Regions from separate parts of the Homo sapiens genome. Here region 2 is linked to region 1. A link is a loop called in an ENCODE intact Hi-C map of the cell type or tissue named here. Cell type or tissue: sigmoid colon. All regions are shown on one strand. Links, peaks and the distances in the headings refer to the core of each region. The heading gives the core; the rest is flanking DNA. Region 1 has its middle 420 kb from the start of CT66. Region 2 has its middle 130 kb from the start of LINC01372.

Region 1 (2,913 bases), core at 124-2,623:
GATAATAATAGAAATAAAGTGCACAATAAATATAATGCCCTTGAATCATCCTGAAACCATCCCCCCCACCTCCGCTGTCTGTGGAAAAATTGTTTTCCACCAAACTAGTCCCTGGTGCCAAAAAGGTTGGGGACTGTTGTATTAGAACAGACAGAGGACAGCTCTGTTGAGGGGTCTCAAGAACATAAAGGGCCCAGGCAAGTCATAAGCAGATAAATAAAAGTAAGAAATTAAGGTCTACTATGACAAGTCACTAAAATTGAACATAGAGGCTAGGTGCAGTGGTTCACACCTATAATTCCAGCACCTTTGGAGGCTGAGGCAGGAGAATTGCTTGAGGCCAGGAATTTGAGACCAGCCTGGGCAACATAGCAAGACCCTGTCTCTACAAAAAAAAAAATTAAATTGAATCTAGTGATAAATCCAGCTAGCAAATTGTTCTCTGCAAACTGAGCCCGTGAAGTCTTGTCATAGATTATTTAAATCTACAACTTGTATGAGCTGCAAAATAGATTGACAAAATCAGAAGCTGTCCTTTTTCTAGTCACTCTTCTTTGCCTTCTCTGAGTCTGCTTTTAGAATTTCACATGGCAGGTAGGCACTGCAATATTCTGGGCCCAAAAATATTTTTCAGGAAACCAAGGTCGAAATATCAACCTGTCAGACGTTGTCTTAGGTTATTAGCCTGTCTGGTGGCTGCCTTGCAGAAGCTGGCTGGAAATCTGACCAGGTATGTGTTTCCCCCCTCTTTCCCTATATATTTCCTTTCTTTACCCAGCATATTTTCCTAGGATTATGATTCACATATTTAAAATTAGAGCAGAAAAAGTGGGGGAAAGAGGTGATTTATGTTCTTTCCCCATTCCTAGCAATGTTTAGCCTCTGGAATCTAGATTAACAATGTGATGTGCTGAGATCCTGAAGGAAAATGAAAGAGAGAGGAGGAAGAAAAGGAGGAGGATGAATTGAAGAAGATGGAGCTCACTGCAAATTATATTTCCAGTTCCCAGACTTAGAAGGACATTGCAACTGAAATTGCTTGTGCTTGTAAAATTCTATCATGCTCAAAGAACCTCTTTTTATAGATGAAATCAGGTTTAACAGACGAATGTTGTGCCTCAAATTAATTAGAATAAATTCGTTCCCTAATGAAATATACCATCAACCATGAAAAAAAAAACCTAAAGGGTAAGAAGTATTAATGTGTCGATTAAGAGGAATGATGATAAGGATGTCAGTTTATGGAAAGTAACGCTGTGTCTATATACACAGATGGCTTTGAAAGACATAGACTCTTCCAACACTTGGATCACAACCAACCAGTTACAAACTGCTTGGTTGCTTGACTGAATTCAGCTGGTTTGTTTTGAAAATAACCCACACTCTGCCTAACATCATCACTTTCCAAACCACTTTGCTGGGTGCTAGCTTCACGTGTCTGCCTAAGCTCAAACTGTTGATGGATGACACTTGGGAATTGGCTGAAGAAGAGAGTTAACAGAACGTCCTGAAATCAGGAGAGAACTAAACAAGAGCTGTGGCAGAAAGCCAGCTTCAGTCGAAGAGAGATACCAAACCGAGACAGTGGAAGTGTCAGAAAGAAAAATGGGTGATTCTAGAAAATTCCATCCTAAAACATGTCAAGGGAGCTGGGTTTTTCCTAGGCACCAGTGCTCAGGGGGCAATCCTTGAAAACAGGAAGAAGGAACCAGCTTGGTGATCTGGTCTTTCCATACGGGAATTTAGCGAGATGGGATAGTCAATGACACCTTGGCACTCTCCCCGACGTGGAATGTCATTCTTATTTTCATAATCCAGAAGTTTTTAAGAACAGAACTGTTGATGTACTGCTCAACTGACTTTTAGTTAGTTCCAAGAGAAAGATGGAGAAGTCCACAGAGAGCCGGCTCTTATTCTAAACAGCTGGGATGGAGTTGGAATGACATGAATGTAGACATTCACTTCTAGCATCTCACAGTATTCACACAGCTCCAGAGAAAGGCAGGGGGACTAATTCCTTTCTAATTAGTCACAGAAGCTTTTGATAAGAGCCCCAAGAGGTCCATGGCCCCAAATATCACTTGACACATGAGCACGTGAGTCGCTAAATGCATCCTGGATGAGATGGATAGGTGGTGCCAAGTCCTAAATCTCCTATGGGGTTTCCTTTGACAGCCCACTCTTATGATTTAGGGCACCATCGGTGGCCCTGGTTTGATTCATCACTTGGTAATTCATCTTCCCCAACAAGCTATGGTTCCTGTTTTGTAACGCCCTTCCATTCTTCTCCTTTGAAGAGAGACAGAAACAGTGATAAAAGGCAGGCTTTGGAACAGAATTCTAGATTTTTCCTTCCAGAATTAGCCCTCGATAAAAAGAAGAAACAAACAGACAACGAAATCAACTTAAAGAAAGACTGTACCTATAGACAAAACAATGACCATTTACATCAAATATGCCACCTGCATTATTTCACGTGTTTGTATAAGTCCCCTGACCAGCCATAGCAACATATGAACAAGTGAGTGGATTTTTCCATCTGAACATTCTGACTACTTAAAAGTTAAAAACACATATGGGTTTTTGTTTTTTTGTTTGTTTGTTTTGTTCTATTTTGTTTTTGAGATGGAGTCTTGCTGTCTCCCAGGCTGGAGTGCAGTGGCGCCACCTCGGCTCACTGCAACATCCGCCTCCCAGGTTCAAGCAATTCTCCTACCTCAGCCTCCCGAGTAGCTGGGACTACAGGCTTGCACCACCATGTCTGGCTAAATTTTTTGTATTTTAGTAGAGACACGGTTTTTCCATGTTTCCCAGGGTGGTCTCATACTCCTGAGCTCAGGCAATCCACCTGACTCAGCCTCCCAACATAAGGGTTTTTAAAGGAAAATTATATTTTGACTCTTATGTATATAA
Region 2 (2,913 bases), core at 324-2,823, 1.7 Mb before region 1:
TCAACCTCCAGGCTTAAGTGATCCTCCCACCTCAGTTTCCCCAGTAGTTGGGACTACAGGCATATGCCACCATGCTCAGCTAATTTTTGTATATTTTGTAGAGATGGGGTTTTGGCATGTTTCTCAGGCTGGTCCTGAACTCCTGAGATCAAGCAATCCACACACCGTGGCCTTCCAAAGTGCTGGGATTATAGGTGTGAGCCACCACACTCTGCAAGAGTGCAGCTTTGAGAGGTGGAATCTAGGAAGGCATCCCAGGTTATTAGAACGCAGGGAAATGGAGCTCGATACAGAGAATGCAGAGTCCCAAAGCCGAGTGCAATAGCAGGAAAGGAGAGCTGGGCTTTCCTGATGGGGAACAACTCCATGTTCAGCAGTGTAATGTGCACAGACGTGAAAAGGCAGAAAGAGACATGCCCCAGGAGGAGACAGCTGAAGCAGGTAACTCTAAGAAAATGAAGCAGTCTGGGGAGCCCAACCTGGTTTCTGGAGACTTAATTGCCTTAAGAAAGTACTGGTCCTAGGCCTATGTGGTGGCTCACGCCTGTAATCCCAGTATTTTGGGAGGCCAAGGCGGGCAGATCACCTGAGGTCAGGAGTTCAAGACCAGCCTGACAAACATGGTGAAACTCCATCTCTACTAAAAATACAAAAATTAGCTGGGTGTGATGGCGGATGCCTGTAGTCCCAGCTACTCGGGAGGCTGAGGCAGGAGAATTGCTTGAACCCTGGAGGCGGAGGTTGCAGTGAGCGGACATCGCGCCATTGCACTCCAGCCTGGGTGACAGTGAGACTCTGTCTCAAAAAAAAAAAAAAAAAAAAAAAAAAGAAAGAAAGAAAGTACCGGTCCTGTGGGCCAGGAAGCCCACAGAAAAGATCCTGGGAGGAGGATGTGAAGTACCAGAACCTGGACAGACACTTTGGCTGGAAGACTTGGCTGCTCTGTAGGGAGAAGTGCTTAATTGCACCTGCTTGTCCTGTTGGTTACCTGGTGCTTTCATACTGGTGCACGGGGCTTGTTTAGGAAACTGAATTCCAGGCTGTGCTAAGTGCCCCTCCCTTTCTTTCCATAGCCTCCTTTCTCAAAACTGGCCAGAGATGGAAATGATCTGTGTATGTTTCCATCACTATTCCGTGAATGCCTTTAGGGTACCACAGAACCCAGCACACAGTAGGTGCTCAATGAAAATCTCCTGAATGCTTGGTTTTTCCAAGGCTGGCTTTAGCAACAGTCATTGTCTACTTCTCAGGGCTGACTTGCTGAGTCAGGACCTCAGCCTCCTCATCTGTAAAGTGGTGGGGTTGGACCCAGTGACCCTGAGGGTCCATTTGAGCTCAAATGTCCTATGAGTCTATGATTTTTTGACTTCAGAGTCCAGAAATCTCTTGGATCATGTCCCCTAAGGAGATGCCAGGGTTCCTTTCCAGCTTGCAAACCTGTTTTTCAGCCACAGATGGGCCTCCAGGGCAGCAGGGAAGCCGGGAGCCAAGAGGCTGCCTTGTGCGAGTGAGCGATCTGTGCAAGGATGATTTGTGAGGGCAGAGCGGAGGGCAGCAGGGCTGGGGTTTCCCGGGGCTGCTGGCGCACTCCGACATCTGCTATTTTTCACTCCAGTGAGACTGATTTGCTCCAGATGGGCCCCTGCAGACTGTTTTTGGCTGTGCTGGGAAGTGTGGCGGCTGGCTGTGTTTCATCTCTGAGCCCTCTAAGAGACAGCAGAGCACGTGTTAACTGCTTCAGCTAAAAGGCCAGCAGATTCTACAAGAGGGCCCCAGTTCCAAATGATCCCTTCTGAGCAGATGGATTTTTATTTCCCTGAGGCATTACTCTCACTTCAAAGAAAGGTCTGCTCTGGATCTCATGGAGGAATACCTGGTTTGGTGGGCCTTAGTTAGGAAAAATCTTTCAACTGGAGGGAAGACTGTTTTATTGGGTTAAGTCAGATCTTTGGGTCAGTGTCTGTGGTTCTTCTCCAGCTAACAGAACTTTGACTTTACTGAAGGGGACCCTACCACCTTTCGTAGACTCAAGCTTTACTAGCAAGACCACTTTAGGAAGCTTCCTCTATAAGCCTTAGCTGACTGAGCCCTTCCCTTGGGGGCCAAATCTGGTGACTTTCTGAGTCTTTATTTCACAAAGCTGCTTGACAGAGGATAAAGACTTCCTTGGCCAGGAGTCAGGAAACTTGGTTTGGAAGCATGAACCTGTTGCTTCCTGGCTGAGTGATCTTGGATGGGTTATTTGACTCTCCAGCACCTCCATTTCATTTGTAACTTATGATGCTAGTATCTTTTCAAGGTCTGATGCTCATTGGGTCTATAATTTTCAGTTTTCTCAGAGATAAGCATTGCTGGGAGCAGTGGGGACCAGCCTTTCTAAACATAAAGAATCTAGGGACAATGTCACAGTTTTTGCAAGACCCAAGGACAACTCTTATTTGCATGGACCTTTGTCAGGGCAACCCATAGATACACTGAGCAGTGGTGAGGGTCCTGGATTCTGACCTTGAGGGGCTCAGCCAACAGAGGTGGGCCAATGCGGACCCCTGTAGCACCTTTGGCCTGGGTGGTAGGTGAAGACTTGACTTCCACTGTGGGTTTTTCCTCCACTAACTTTACCAGATAGCTTTTTTTCCTTCTTTCTTTTTTTCCCCTATCTCCTTCATCCTAGTCCATTTGTGCTGCTAATGGACAATACAAAAATACCATAGATGAAGTGGCTTAAACAAAAAGCCATTCATTTCTCACAGCTCTGGAGACTGGAAATTGCTGGCAGATTCGGTGTCTGGTGCAGGCCTGGTTTCTGGTTCACAGATGGCTGCCTTCTGTGCATGACAGGGAGCAGAGAGCTCCCTGGGGTTTCATTTTTAAGGGCACTAATCCCATTCATGAGGGTTCAACAAAGTTGAACAC

Evidence for each region. Peaks named below come from ENCODE experiments on the same cell type or tissue, not always from the same donor. Only the 100,000 strongest peaks of a DNase experiment are listed, where the experiment ranks them.
Region 2: it touches region 1 in a loop (7-fold over the local background); 2 of 110 quality-filtered maps call a loop at or near these places.

Annotation. Positions count from the first base shown.
Region 1 is chr7:69,176,210-69,179,122 of GRCh38, forward strand. No RefSeq gene overlaps it. Among named protein-coding and RNA genes, the nearest start is that of CT66, 420 kb to the right of the region's middle. In sigmoid colon, for the core only: no CTCF peak of the experiment used is centred there; DNase peaks (open chromatin) are centred at 1,522 and 2,072.
Region 2 is chr7:67,461,391-67,464,303 of GRCh38, forward strand. No RefSeq gene overlaps it. Among named protein-coding and RNA genes, the nearest start is that of LINC01372, 130 kb to the left of the region's middle. In sigmoid colon, for the core only: no CTCF peak of the experiment used is centred there; a DNase peak (open chromatin) is centred at 1,601.